2 separate regions of the Mus musculus genome follow, and region 2 is linked to region 1. A link is a loop called in an ENCODE intact Hi-C map of the cell type or tissue named here. Cell type or tissue: left cerebral cortex. All regions are shown on one strand.

Region 1 (8,000 bases):
AAACTAGATATACAAATTAAATATTTACTGATAATAAATCACAAAGGAATTTATTATAAAAACAGTTCTTTGGTATATATGTAATTAATTTTATAGTTTATTAGAGAGGAAAGCAAATTTGCATACTGTAATGAAATGAGCATGCAGGTTTGCCTAGCACAGTACAACCCAAAGATGTACTGGTTTGATACTTATAAACCAAGGAACAGTGGTAGAAAATACTAGAACTTTATTTTCTGTGATTAAATCATTATGTCTCTATAAGAGCAGAAGGCTTTGTATGCCTAGTACAGCCTCTGTTCTTTGTAACATGCTGTATAAAATGAGCCAAGCTGTTGCCGGAAGCATTGATCTGTGTTGCATGGCATGTTGGCATGCATAGTGCAATGTTCTCATGTCCTGTGTTCAGAATCAAGGTAAAAGTGAAGTAAGTCATCAATGGGATTTTTACATGTCTTACTTTGGTCATTGTGAATTTAGAAAGTTTTTTTGCCAACATTTTCATAATCCCCACTATATGGTCAACTGTATAATTCAACTGTATGGTCCTAGATGGGGTGACAGCCACACTTAAGATACTTCAGTCTAAACCAAGGGAGACCAAAACTCTCCACTGGACTTTGACCAGACTCTGCCCCACAGAAGAACTCCATAGGGAGTGGGGTTGTCCTGATTCAGTCAGATGCCCCAGCTTGTAGAGGAGCTAGAATGTACAGGAGCCAAGAGTGACTCCAAGCCTGTGAGACATCTGCCTTCTTAGAAGTTTGCTGTCTAGTCAGGTGCTGAAGTATAACCAAGAACACATCCTTAAAGTTGTGTAACCCAGCAAGGCTCTGGATCACAGACTGTCGCTAAAACAATGGAGCACCCTGGCTTTGAATATCACAAAACCATCTTGTGAATCAGAGTTCAGACCCCTGTGTCAGAGTGGTGTTTCATTCTCCCTCCCAAAGGTGGATGTAGACCTGCACTTGACCCCCAGCCATGCAAACAATTTCATAGAGTGAACAGTTCAGTAACTATCAACTATGCAGACCATTACCTTCTCATCCCCTAACTGCACTACAGGCATCTTCAATGCTGGCATCAGCTTTCATCTTCTGCACTACAGAAAGATTGTAACAGTTTGCTCTGTATATGGCTACACCATAGTTATAAATCACACAGGGCATTTGGGGAGGTGCCTGTCTTAGTTACAGTTTTACTGCTGTGAACAGACACCATGACCAAGACAACTCATAAGGACAACATTTAATTGGGGCTGGCTTACAGGTTCAGAGGTTCAGTCCGTTGTCATCAAGGAGGGACCATGGGAACATCCAGGCAGGCATGGTTCAGGAGGGGCTGAATTCTACATCTTCATCTGGAGGCTGGTAGCAGAATACTGACTTCCAAGCAACTAGGATGAGGGTCTTAAAACCCACACCCACAGTGACACACCTACTTCAACAAGGCCACACCTACACTAACAGGGCCACATAGTCTAATAGTGCCAATCCGTAGGCTGAGCATAAGCAAACCATCACAGTGTCACAATCAAAATGGGACATAGGAGACGAAAGCAAACCTTCGTTTCAGTTTTTGAAAGGTGAAACTTAGAGACTAATCTCCCAGGGGCTGCCACTCAGTTTCCTTCAGCTCCTGGCCTTCCCAGGCATCTCTTCTTCCTCTCACTCCCAGACTCTGCCTCCCCCACTCCCTGCCCCCAACAGTTACCACCTTCACCATTTCTCCACCCTCCTCAGGGAGGAGAATAATCTCTGGGGCAGAAACTTCCAGTCACCTGTCACTACTATCTCAGACCAGCCAGGTGGCTCAGGAGTAATAGTGCTTGCCACTCAAGCTGGAGGATCTGCGTTCCATCTGCGCATGGAATTAAAAATCGATATAAGTTTGGCATCTGTCCCTCTGCAATTTTATGGGTGGATAAATGTAAATTTTTTTGGACTGGAAACTGCTGAACAATCATTTTCTTTTATCCAGTTTAAATTAATTTTGAGTCTCTTTGTAGGTTAGTGCTCAGCTAGAAACATTCTAGAATTAAAGAGGAAAGTGCTAAGTAGGCAAAGCTATTGGCTTACCTGTACTGGGGCTGGCTTACCATTCAACACAAATTCAAATCAAGTGTATTTAGATAGGATTTGTGCAAGAGTCACTTAACTCCAGCTCTATAGGAGATAGTGAAATCCTTGTTTATAAATTAAAGAACAGTAACACTTCTCAACAAAGCCCTAACAGACAGATTAAGAACATTAAAATATATATGGAATGTAAAATGGCAAAGCTAGTTAAATATTTGGGGATGTATGAATGGATGGACAAGCTATAAAGCAGATTACCCTTGCTGTTCTCAAAGCCATCTCTGGTGGGGTTTGTTATTATTATTGTTGTATTTTCTGAAATGGATCTAGGGCTTGGAAGCCCAGAGAGTGTTGTGGCTGCCCGTTAGTTTTCATTGAGATTTAATCCATTTTTGAGTGTGCATGCTTGTGTGCTAGGAGCATCAGATCCACTTGAGCTAGAGTTACAGTTGGTTGTGAGCTGTCCCATGTGGGTTCTGGGAACTGAACTCTCATCCTCTGCAGTCTCTTAGCTGCTGAACCATCTTTTTAGTGTCAAGACTGAGTTCTAGATCAAGATTAGCTCACAGTTGCATACGAATTAAAAATGAAATTGTTGTTTGATCTCAGCCCAGGGCTCAGTACTTACAGCCTTATGACTAGAGCAAGTGCATCCTCTAAATTTTCTACTGGAAACTGGGGGAAAGGGATGGCGGGCAGTCTGCAGCACTGCCAGGAGCACTTGGGTGGTTTTGTCACCGTGAGAGACATGAGAAAGGCTGTTTGCCAGCTTGTTTTTGTCTCTTATCACTCGGGGCTCAGTTGCCTCCCTTCCAGCCTTCAGAGACTTGGCCACTCTGCTTAGACTCCCTGTGGCCCCAACACTGCCTGTGTATCTATTTCCCACCAAGTTCTGAGCCACTTGGCCTCAGGGTCACTCTGACTCTATGGTCCTGCCCTTTTACCCCATTCCCGTGGTCACAACAGGCCCGCTTTAAGTCTCCAGGTCCTCTTCCCTGAAATCTGAATCTCACTCTAGCTGTTACTCCTCTGGACCCTTAACTCTCTCACCACTTCTCTGGCCCTTTGATCTCTAATTTGGCCCAGGATTTTTTTGGCTCCATTTTCTTCTACTCTGTCATCTCACTTCATGGCCCAGGTTCTTTGCAGATATTATACACATCACTGAACTTGCCCTGGACTTCCAGAGGGTAACAACAGCTGAATTCAAAGAATTTACCTTACTAGCAGGAAAAAAAAAAGAGAACAAACATATCAGTCAGTGATAAACGATCAGAGTAATTTCCACTACTGACTCATGCTACAGCATGCTGTGCAGGGAATGTCAACACCTAAGAGAGCTAGGAGAGAGCCACATATGGGATTTGAGGTGGATTCTGGGAAGTGAGACCAGCAAATACAAAGGCTGTGAAGGGAAATCATTTGACATGTCCTAGAAATAGAAACAAGCAAGATAAATAGATTGGAACTGGGGAGGGAACAGTTCGCAGGAGGAACATGAGCAGCTACAACACGAGACCAGCCTGTTTCCATCTGGGGCTTCGTTTTCAACTGCTCTCTATTCCCACTGTTGCCCATAAAGTGAATCCTGACTCTGTCATCTATATGCCTAGTATTTCTTAACATGTCTACCACCCCATCCCTTGCGTCATTTGGTCCTGCTCATCATCTCTCACCCAAACACTCCCGAATTCCCCCTTGTCTTTAGTCTTATCTTCTCAAGACTACTCCAAATACTCGACTAATCCAAAATGAAAAGTCGAGTTATCTCACTATGTAAAATATAATTCTCTACAGAACATAAATTTCAACTTCCCATCATGATAGAATGGTCTTTACAGTCTGCTGGTACTGTTTACCAGCAGCTTAAAGCAAGACACACTGGGATTCCCTCCTAAGGCCTTAAATAAGTCATCGTATGTACTCTAATTTTTTTCTGATAATCTTTATACTTCTATACAGTTGTAAACAGATTCAAAGATTGTTCACACTCTTTCTTCTCACTTTTTACGGTCAACATTATGTGATCCGCTCTTTATCACCCGCAAAGCCTGTCACTTGTTTCTAGCCAACAGAACATGGTAAAGTCAAAGGGCTTCCTTGTCCATGACTACATGAATGACATATCACTGTTGCTGGGAGATTTCTTTTCTTGCTTTAACAAGGGGCAGCTGCTGTGGTGAGGAAATCAAGAACTAGACCAGGAATGGAGACTCTGGTCAGTCAAGTATCTTAGGACCTCAGCTAAAGCAAACCATTAAGTAAATAGTGATCATTAAGACTGACTGACAACTCCACAGGATCTAGGACATGAAGCTTGTGAAGGGTTATCTAGACTGTGTAACACAGGTGAGAAGACCCACTTTATCTGTGAGTGGTGCTATCACTGGGTGGGTTTCGGCACTGAGAGGAGGAAAGTGAGCTGAGCACCAGCATTAATCTCTCTCTGCTTCCTGGCTACAGATACAATGTAACCGCTGCCTCCCACACCTGCTGCCATGACGTCTGACTTTTTAACTGTGAGTCAAAATAAACCCTTCCTCCTTTTTGTTTCTTGTTACATATTTTGCCAGAACAAGACAAATAACTAACACAGAGATGCTACAACAAGTGTGTGCTCGTGGAACCGATCCTGCCACATTTGAGACTCAGTTGAATCATTGCCCCAGCCCGTTCTTTAACTGGAGCCATAGAAGACTCGAAAATGGGTTCTGAGTAAGCTGAGCTTCAAAATTGCAGGCATCTTACGTCATTTTTTAGTTGCTCTTTTGTTTTCATTATTTTTAGATACAGTCTCATGTAGTCCAAGTCGGCCTTGAACTCACTACATCATCAGCATTGGTTTTGAACTCATAATCATTCTGCCTCTGCTTCCCAGTGCAGGTGTCTGGCTCTCTTCAGCAGTCCTGTGAGCGCCATGTCATCCCAGGCCTACATGCATTTATCTCGGAAGGAAATGCTTTGCCCTGGCTCATGCATCCTTCAAAGACAGACAGACATCACACCTTCCCCAAGTCAGGCATGTTTCTCTGTTCTTTCCCAGAAGGCACTGTCTCCCTGCGGAGAAGGCAAGCACCCGAGTGGAGGAGTCAGAGGGTTACACATTATGCACTTGATTAAGTTTGTTACTGACTTCGTCAGATTTACACCCTTCCTTAGTGCCAATTCAGTCTAATTTCATTTCCTAAAAAATTTAAGTAGGATTTCCCCCATGAAAACCCCAAAATACTGTTCTTAGGATGAGAGCTCTTAAGTATGTGAAGAGTACTAATTTCTCTGCTCTCTGATTTAGACTGAGTCCCAGTATTCCTCTTAATTTTTCTGTCATAATTTTCTTTCACAAATGTATGATCATCTTTCCAAACTTCCCACAACTGTACAGATTATAAAATTACACAGGGTGTTGGGGGAAAAGCCCAGTTATGATCAGGGAAGATAACTGGCCCTGCCATTTCTGTTTTGTGTGTGTATGTATGTGCATGTGCATATGTATGTGCCTGTGTTCTTTCCTGTCCTTGAACTCAATAATACAGTTTGTCCCTGGTCCCCCAAATCTATGCAGCTTACACTGATGTTATCTTTTATCTTTCCAACCTCCAACTTCCCCTGGGGAAACTTGTTGAGAAAAAAGCTAATCTTCGCTCTGCATTTTCTCTAATTGAGATATGTAATTTGAAATTCTAATTCTCAATGATAGCATATTTCTTCCATAGCATAATGGCACTTGATAGTTATGAGCAGAATCTCTCTTTTAGGTCATTGCTGGGGGGGAGGAAAATCAACTACACTAAGCTCAGAATCTTCTTTCGAGTCTCAGCTTTGCACATCTAAATCTAGGCACGGCAGTAATTGGGAAGCCCTGTGTGTAACTCACAATGTCAACAGGAGCTTGGAAAATAAGACTTGCAAATGTAGCCATGAGCGGGCAAACACTTTGGCTACAGATTCCTGGGTCCAAGCCTGAGACAGTTTTTCTGATGTTTTGCTGCATTTTACTTTGGTCCCGAATGTGGTGATGCTCTCAGGACCATCCTCTCTAAGATGCTCTCATTTCTAGGTCCTTTCCCATCAGCTGTGCAGTTGTAACAGCCTTCTCCGAGGAAGTGGCATGGCCATCAACGAGGGAAAAGAAGAAAAAAATCTCTCATTTGGAAAATTGCTCTTTACGTAGAATAAATAGTCCCGAAATGCCTGTTATCACAAGAGCTCTGATGAGTGTGAAAGCAGGCATCATGCCCCAGTAGCTTAATAACATAAGCCATCATCTTTAACAATGGTAATGAAAATGATGTCTTAAGTAGCACTCTCCTAATTCTGCAAGCACTTGCACATGCTTTGCTGTACATTAGAAGACTACCCGTATCTTGGTAATAGTGTAACTCCTCTCTTACTAGGGGGACTCAGAGAACTCCTCATGTCCTTATAATCAGTATCACTAGCGGAGTTGAAAACAGATTCTGGTGTTTTTCACACCAGCCCGTGTCTCTTTTCAGCAGTGTGTGTTTTCCCTGCCTCCATCCAGTCAGGGATAACCTTGGTTCGTGTGAGTTTAAGAGCCTTTCCAAGTCGGGAGTGATTTTTCGGTTCTGGGTTTCTGCCATTCAAACACCCATGTAGTGACCCATCAGTGAGGCTTTTAAAACTTTTCTGTCCACCATTTATTCACAAGGGAACAAATTTTCAGCCTCAGATTTCCAGGAGATGGATGAAAAGGACTTCAGTTCATTTTCATATCTGAAAGACTTTCCTTATAAATGAGTTCCAGAGTTCCTCTTTCTTCCTTTAAATGTGTGTGTGTGCACACGCACACATGAACATGCACACATGAACACACACACATGCATGCATGTGCACATGTGTGTGCACATGTGTGTGCACATGTGTGTGGAGGTCAGATATTTATATCACATATCTTTCTCGATAGCTCTCTATCTTGGTTTTTGAGACAGGGTTTCCCACTGAATCCCTTGGACTGGCTGGCCAGTGAGCTACAGAGACCCACCTGTCTCTGTGTTCCAGTCCTAGGATTACAGAACCCAAGTTCTCATGAAAGCACTTTCTCCGTAGAAAATATTTGATGGTATTTATAGCCATTTTTGCAAATTTTTTCTCTCCAACCCTATAATCTATGTTGTTTGGGGATCTATTGGTGTTGATAGCATTAACAGATTTTTTTTATTGGCTTATAGGACATATTTATCACTTCTTGTGTTTCTAACCCTTTTAAGCATCTTTTATCCTGTATGTTAAGTACTTTGGGAAGGACTATTTGAATTTAGGTCTTTTTTTTTTTTTTTTAATTATGTTGAATTTGCCTTGGTAGATTTAAAGGTTAGTGTCCTGTGGATGAACTTGTCCTTTTTGAGACTTGTTTCTGTATTTTATTGACACTAGCCTAGGATGTTCTTTATTTCTGGGCTAGTTTTGCATGGATATAGCAATAACTCTTAGTCTGGTTGCTAGTACTCAGCAGCCCCAGGAACTCGAGGCTTGCTTAACTTTTAGTTGACTTTAGCCTCTGATCTCACTGAACTTTATTCTGTTCATGTATTGATATAAAATAATGACTCTGTTTTAAAGGAAATAATAAAATAGTTCATTTTGAAGGCTCAGGTGGCTCAGCAAGTAAAGGCTCTCACTGTCAAACCTAACAATCTTATCCATCTCCAGAACCCACAGAGAGAGAGAACTGACTCCCACAAGCTGACCTTCACAGATGTGCTGCGGTACGAGTGCACACAATGCACAGACCCAGTAAATAAAGAAAAGAAAAACAATAAATGAAAATGGTTTATTTTCAGCCAAATGTGAGTCACTACAGAATCAGGAGCCAGACTCACATTACTCTGAATGAATATAGTACTATCAAAGAGGTCACAGAATCAAAGAAAGCTGGAAATCAATGCATTCGCGCAACAC
Region 2 (8,000 bases), 45 kb after region 1:
TGTGTCTATCCTATGGCCTACAGGCTGCATACATCCCAGGATACTGATGATACCTTCATAGATGGCAGGGTCATGTTGCAATGTCAAAAGGCTGTCTACTCCAACCAAAGGGGTTTGTTAAAGAACACTTTGGCTCGCCAGTGATATAGTGTAACTATAATCTAGTTGTCAGACTAGAAGAAGTGCTGAGCCTACGTCATTCTGTGCTAGAAAGCATTGTACATGGCTTCTATTTATATGTAATTTTGGTTAAAAAGTAAACTTTCATTTTCACCTTGCAGAACTGCCCGAGTTCATTCTCAAATCAGTGCTTTCTTCAGAAGACACACTGTTGTGGATTTGATTTAACGCTTGTATTATGTTAATTGGGTTCCCAAAATTGCATGAGAATCCTGCATGTCAGACACTAAGGGTCCCTGCACCCACTAGGTTCTGATTGATAAATAAAGTTGCTGGTGGCCAGTGGCTGAGCAAGTAGACAGACTTTAGGACTGAGAGAAGAAGCAGAATACCAGCCGAAAGGGGAATAAGATCCAGGCTTCAGAGCTCCAGGAAGAGAGGCATACCAATCATGTAAGAGCCGACAAAGAGTGGCCCCAGCCCCTCCACACCCACTGGGTCTGGGGTAGCAGAGATGGAATACAGATTTTAGTAAGTAATAACTCAGGAGCATCGGAGGAGAGGCATTAGCAACGTGGAAGTTTGAGAGTGGTCCAGCCATTGAGCTGATTAAGGCATATTAAATTTAAGGTTTTGTGTGTGTGTGTGTGTGTGTGTGTGTGTGTGTGTGTGTGTCTGTCTGTCTTTGATTTATGAATCCAGAGCATTGGGTGGATAACGAGGAACTTGCACCACTGTAGCCGTTGGGGAGATTAGAATAGGTTAATCAACTACAACAACAACACACTTTCCAAGTCCATCCAGGTAGGAAAGCAAGTCTGAAATCAGTGCCAGATGTTAATTAGCTTCATCTCTATCTTCCAGATAGTTGGAGTTATCAAGGGTTGTAAGGAGCTGGTGGCTGTTGGTGTGCACTTCGAGACAGAATGTTGAATGGACTGAAATACTTCCGTCAAGTACTGTCCAAAGTGAACATCCTTTTGTAATCCTTGAGATAGAGTTGATTCCAGCTGGGAACTTGTAAAAGCCAGCTTAAGAACTAAGACTAAATTCTTTCCTAATTGGACAGTGTTGAGTCCATACCATGAGTCCTCAGTGTTGGATTTACCTGGAGATTTTTGTGGCATACATCTTGGGTATATTGGCTTTTTTTTTTCCACTTTCACTCAAAAATCTAGAGGGTTCTATAAATGTAATACTTCCTACTTTTTTAAGCTTTGAAGAGAAGTGTAATACATATATATATTAATAGGATAAAATGGTGACTTTCCCCTCCTGGCCCCCAGGAGATGTTACACAGCTTGTAGAAACCTTGCCTTCCGTACATTTGTGAATAGAGTCAAACATGAAATTCATACTGTCAATTAACAATTATCTGGCTTGCTAGTGTGTGCAGACAATTGGCTCAGCTGTGGGGCATATGGAAATAATACTGGTGGTTTAAGCTTATAGAAAATTGTTTACCACAGCTAGGAAGTATAAAAGCAGAAACATACCTGCAAACCCAGCAGTCTGACTATAAATCAGTTGCTTTGGTTAAATGTTAACATTTTTATTGTCTTATGTGATTTGTATTTAGCATGTTCTACCAAGTTCATTCATAGCAAATTCACTACTCCCTTGCATTCGTCATTTGAGAAAAAAAAAGACACAGATCTCACCTTTACAATGGCTTCACTGTTTTACTAGAAGGAATACCAAGAAAAATGGTGTGTTTGTTGGTGTTAACTAACCTTTTGGCTCAGTTGTCTCTCATTCTTTTTTTTTTAATGTATATTTGAGAAAAGATGGCATCACTGTATAACATAAATAAAACTCAGCTGTATAGTCCAACTATTAATTCATAATTTTTCTCTCCTCAGATGTCAGTGATGTCAGAACAAAAGAAAAATTGTAACAAATTAAAAGGTACTTATTTTGTGACTCTAGAGTGGAAACCACTTCAGTCCGTAACGCGGGCTGAGCAGGAGAGATTATTTTCTGCAGAATTAGAACAACAATAGCAGACTGGCCTCAAGAGACTTCTTTCCTCATATGATGGGGAGGTGAGGCAGAATCACAGAGAACTGGCTGAATTTGAACATCAGGTTACCTTTTCCAGAGGATTCAGAGGAGGGAGCATCATTCTCAGGACAGTGGAAACCGCCCTATTCCAGGAATTTAGTTATTTCTCTTAACTGTTTTCTTGAAAGGTCATGTGACAGCTGAGGTTTCGTGATGGGGGCTTTAGAACCATTTTGACTTTTGTCTGGCCATTAGCAGTTCTCCGAGAGGACAGTGGAGCCCCAGCTGATTCCCCATTCTCTCCTCAATTCCCATCATGAATCATCACAGTCCCAAAGCACCGTGGCCGGTCAGCATCTGACGCAGCTTTCTAAAGCTGGGATCGTTATACACAGTATTTACAGTAAACCAAAGATAGTTTAAACTCACCACAATGCACAAGGTAAACTGCCAGGGCCAGTGCCTTCCCTTGGAGTAGCGTCTTGGACTGGCCGTACTCAGTCTCCCACTCATTCCGGGTACAACAGAGACCCCAGACACAGGGCTTGAGCCTCACCCTCTCCTGGCCTTTCTCTAGTGTTAACCTGGAATTACAAGGCAAGTTTCATGTCGCTGTTCAATCTGGTTTTCTATCTTCAGAGGATGAGCTGTCCTGAATTATCTAGATCTTCTATGAGACTGCAAGCCTCTCTTGAGCTTGTTTTTGCCCAGGGCATTTCATTTTCTTCAAGGAGTGATACAAAGAGCCTTCATCTGCTGTTTCTTCCAATGTTTGAGTTAATGCAGATGTGGCAGAGGAAAGCCAGCTGTGAGATTGAAATTGCAAAGGAAAGTAAAAAAATTAAAGGCTCCAGGCTGGAGCGATGGCTCAGTGGTAAAAGTACTAGCAGTTTTTGTGGAGGATCTAGGTTCAGTTCCCAGCACCTATAAGATGGCTCACAAACATCCTTAATTCCAGATCTCAGGATCTGATGCCCTCTTCTGGTCGCTATGGGCATTGCATGCATTTGGCTCACATACATACAAGTAAACGCACATAAAATAAAAATAAATAAGTTTTTTTTTTTAAGCTCCACGTTTTTCTTAAAATTCCTAGGAAAATGCTGTCACTGGCTAATGTGTGATTCCCTCCTATTTTATGCTGGCTTATTTTTACTGTGTACTCAGCCTTTGTAGAATTTTAAAAATTGGGCAGGTTAAAAAAAAATGGACCGAATATTAGTGATAAAATGACCAAGGATGTTGTTAGTGTGATATAAAATACACTGCTTTTATAGCTGAAGGGATAGGAAAACATTTGAAATTTTGGCTAATTAATGTGTTAGAAAGGAAAATTAACACCACCACCACCACCACCCCTTTGAGGAGGAGGTAATATCATACATTGATCCTGGCATCAAAAGCAGAGAAACCAAGTGACTCACGGGTGAGGAACACATGCCCTGGCCCTGGGAGCTGAGGTAGGTGGGCAGCCATGTCGTCATTCAAAATGTCTGGGATTGGGAAGCTGACACCTTAGGGCTGCTTGATAGTAAGTTCTCCGTTTTACAATAATGGGGAGATGGGGGAGGGAAAAGGGGGGCAGTGAGAAGAGGAGAGCTGTGCTGCCAACAGGATCATAATCTTACATCAAAGCTTCCCTCCCTGAGCACCTCTCTGCATGCCAGGTAGCCCTCAAAGCTCCTCCCAGCTTTTCTTACAGCTCAAAGTGCTGGAACACAGTCTGGCATTGATCTGGCCAGGAGGCCCTGCTCTCTGTACAGCTTGCCCAGAAACCATTGGAAGCAGAAGAGAGCAATTAGCTCCCATGCAGGTGTGAGACTTGGAGTTTTGCTACAATAAGGAACAGAGACAAAATAGAATTCATCTTTATCCATAAGGAAAAAAAATTAATTGTGGGGAAGACCGGAAGAGCAGCTGTAGGAGCATTTATCTGTGCAGAAATATCTTCAAAAAATAGTTCTTAATGGTATTTTTATGGAGTTTTCTCACTTTCTAGGTATATTGTTCACAGAAATATCCTAATATGGCAATTTAATTGCAGAACACTAAAACTTATTACAGAAATTGCCTTTAAAATACCAAATTAGAATCTTCTTAGTCCTGTTTAAAATTTTATCAGAAATGCTTTTATTACACTGGCACAGATCACATCTAAAGCTAGACACAGTGAGGATGTAAGAGCCCTGTCTAAAGTGCTACCTTTAGTTTATGTTTGTGGAAGGTCTGTGGATCAGGGCTGAGATGAAACCTCCGAAGCTAGCTGCTGTTTTATGGGCACAGAGAACAAAAGGTATCTGGCCTGGGTTTGCATCACTGCCACTCCGGATGCAGCCATTTTGTAGCTGTTATCTGAATCTCGGGCGGAATATTAGCAGGGAAAATACCAACTAGGTGTTTCCGTATGTGAACAGCTCTATTTGCAACTTCTTAGAGGCAGGTGCAATGCTCATTCTTTGAAACAAGCTTTTCAGTTGGCTAAATCCCTCAACAACAGAACCAGGAAATAAAAATCACAGAAAAACAGGAAAGAAAAGAATAGAGTCTGTGAGACTAACTGTGAGGCAGGACTCAGAAAGAACCCAATATTCTGCTTTCATCAGGAATGGGTAAAGGTTAAAATAATTTGAAACTACCGTAAAAGAAGTAAGGGGGGTACAAACATGTGAAAAATTGAATCTGAGAGACATTTTTCACTTCTCATAAGCCACAGTGGATCTGAAAGGTCACTAGTATCTGTTCTAATTCATTCACATGTGGGAAAATTGTCCAAGAAATGAGATGAGCGACACAGCAGGGAAGAATGACCAACAGTTATTTCCCAAGGGAGCCGTCTATCTCCAGATATAACCTTCATTTCTCAACAGAGATAAACTCCCGTGATGGGCTCTCCGTCTCCTTTAGTAACAGGACAGAAAGCCAGACACTGACTTATGGCGAGAACCTTATTGGGTCGTTTGTTCCCCAAGCCCATTAATTTTGGCTGTGCCAGGGTCAAGCTGGAAAACTCTGTGCATAGGGTTCTCTCTGAGGCAGCTCTGGCCTCGTGGATGTAGTGCTTAATGTGCTCAGAACCCTTCCACTGCTAGTTGAACGCCTACTTCCTTGGGTGTCCCATCCAGAGAAGCCTCCAGGCCCTTCACAGACAATTCACAGAAGCCAGGTTGTTTGGTCAATGACACCATACTGTAAAATCCCCCTCTTATCCTTCACCCAGTAATCACTGTCTCTCCCCTTTCTTCCTACAAACTCCTTTGCTGTCAATAGACTGGAGGGAGGTTTGAGCTCATAGCTCAGGCCATTCTGACTGGTGAGCTGTGATGTAAATGTGCGAGACCCTTAGTGTGGAAAGTGCTCAGCTAGGATGCAAAATCAGGTGTGGTGGCACACACGGGATCCCAGCACTTGGTAGGTTGAGTCACGGGGATCAGTTGTTCAAGGCCACCCCTAGCTACATCCTGGCATTGGGGCCAGCCTTAGTTTCACATGATCTTGTCTCAAAAGAAGAGAACACATCGCCATAGTGTTATTGCTCTCTTTGCATATTTGGCTGTGGTCTTTTGCACAGTTATATGGTCACAGTAGTAAACTCAGTAATTTAACAACAGGAGCTCCCTCATGTTAATTTAACACCAGGTTCCACCAATGATGTTGCTGAAGGTGCTAGAGGGAACTGTTAAAGCAGAGCCGGCCCTGGGACCCTGTGTGAGGAGGGTCATTTCTTAACTAGATCACTTTGTAATTTAATAAAATGTAGAGTGAAGTAGCATTCAATTAATACATTAAAACAAAGCCCAACTTACAGAGCGGGACATAACACACTTAATATTGATGAGTGCAATAAATACTTTATGCAGAGTGACCAGACTCTCGGCTCTCATTCTCTGTCTCTTTCCTGATAGCCTTTAGAGTTAAGCTGCTTCCCCTACAAACTCAGTCACACTTCTTCTTGATGCTCACCCCAGCAGCTACACATAGCCACTCTAGATTGCAGGGAGTGCTTACTTAATTTTCTAGCTTTGTTTAGTTTTGAAACTCTTCCTAGAGACTCTCAGTGGGGAGCAAAAAAAGAGGTTTGTGGGTATCTGTTGCAGTTTTTATATGACACCTGAGGAATGACTGCTAAAGTCCTCCTGTGACCATCACATGCAAATGCACACATATTGTCCCTCCCACATATGTACATGAGCATGTGCATGTGTGTGTTCATGTACACACACACCTTTGTAGTATAGAAAAACATTAGAAGTAGGAAACAAGATAAGGAGAACTTTGAACATAATCCTCCTCCCAAAAATAAAGGCCAGTTCGGAGAGTTTCTAAAATCATACTCCATTTGGCCATTTGCTAGAACTTCTCACAGAATCCACTGAAAGCCCCATACTCTCATCCATGGATTAATTACTACAGGAAAAGTCACAGATGAAGGTCAGCCAGCAGAGGAAGCACGCTAGGTGACATCAGGAAGAGATGGCCATGCTTCCTGTGCTCTTCCACAGAGCCAGAACTTGCTGCTCTTTGGGTATCTACCACTCCCCTGTGACAATGTGCATGGATCCTTCCCAGCTAGGAAGCTCACTATAGGCTTTGGTGTCACATGCCCTGTGTGTGGCTGACCTTCAGGCTTTAGCATCCCAGACTGGCGCTAACACCCGTATGGAAGAGTTTCTTCTTCTGCCCTCCTGGATTCATTGTCTGAGCACTCTGCAAATTAAATGACAGAAAGACAGTAAGAGAAATTGCAGATTTATTACACTTATTGTCATGGCAACTCCCAAAGGACCATAATACAAGAAGGCAGTTAACCTTAGAGCTTATATGCAACTTTATTTTTTTAAGTTATTCTTATTATTTTATTTTATTTTATTTTATGTATAGGTGTTTTGCCTGCATGCATATCTGTACAACATATGTGTGCCAGATGCCTATGGAGCCCAGAAGAGGGTGTTTGATCCTCTGGAACTGAAATTACAGATGGCTGTGTGAAGTGGAAATTTCTGGTTTCTTTGGAGACTCAGTTATGTCATGTGATGTTTTGCTGAAGCAGATAGGTGAGAGGATGTTTTGCTGAAGCAGACATGTAAAAGTACACGTGATGATTAGAAAGAATATAAATATAACCCACAGACAGTGGATGTAGCTATTGCATTGGTTCACCTTGTATCAGTTGCTTGCCATGACTTTGTAGTGGGTAACTGGCCAAAGAACTTTTCCTGGCAGAGCCTCGTGGTTTCTTCTGGATCAAGCATTGAACTACCAGCAGAGATTCCTGTCAGACAGAATGTTCTAGATCCTCCCCAGGGGCCAAGGACAAAGGCCAGACTTGTCTTTGGAAAGTTCTTTCTTCACAAATATAATAACCTTCCAATGTTTGCTATTCAATTCTAAGTTATGAAACTGTAACACCAACCTCTGCCATATTCTATCTGACAATGGATAGAGTCAAGTTGAGGGGACTCACACAAACTGATTCTGAAATCCTGAGGAATTTTATAAGCCAGTTACCAAACATGGACATTTGAAAAATTAAATTTAAAAGACGAAAATGATAAATGAGGATAGAAAAACAGTGGAAGTCAAGGAGACATGGGATGAATCGGGCTGCAGCAACTCACCAGCTGAGAGCCAATAACTCAGTACAGTTAACAACATTTGCTGTGAAGGTGGCTGTCAAAGAGACAATATTGGTCTTACCTAGAGATGTTTTCAAACAAGAATGTCAAAGTAGCAATGAACCATGCTTAAGGCTTTCACACACATGACCTTGAAGTATGCTCTTAACACCTTTCAAAGCCAGAAATCTGCAATTTTCTGGGAATTTTGTGAACAAAACTATGAACTTCATTCATGGTCTTAAAAAAAAAAATGTGGCCTAA

The links. Hi-C counts contacts between places; a loop is a spot of excess contacts. Peaks named below come from ENCODE experiments on the same cell type or tissue, not always from the same donor. Only the 100,000 strongest peaks of a DNase experiment are listed, where the experiment ranks them.
Region 2: it touches region 1 in a loop (2.1-fold over the local background); 2 of 42 quality-filtered maps call a loop at or near these places.

Annotation. Positions count from the first base shown.
Region 1 is chr6:148,495,882-148,503,881 of GRCm38, reverse strand. No RefSeq gene overlaps it. Among named protein-coding and RNA genes, the nearest start is that of Tmtc1, 56 kb to the right of the region's middle. In left cerebral cortex, no CTCF peak of the experiment used is centred here; a DNase peak (open chromatin) is centred at 3,481.
Region 2 is chr6:148,450,790-148,458,789 of GRCm38, reverse strand. No RefSeq gene overlaps it. Among named protein-coding and RNA genes, the nearest start is that of Tmtc1, 10 kb to the right of the region's middle. In left cerebral cortex, a CTCF peak has its summit at 3,110 (motif pointing left); no DNase peak of the experiment used is centred here.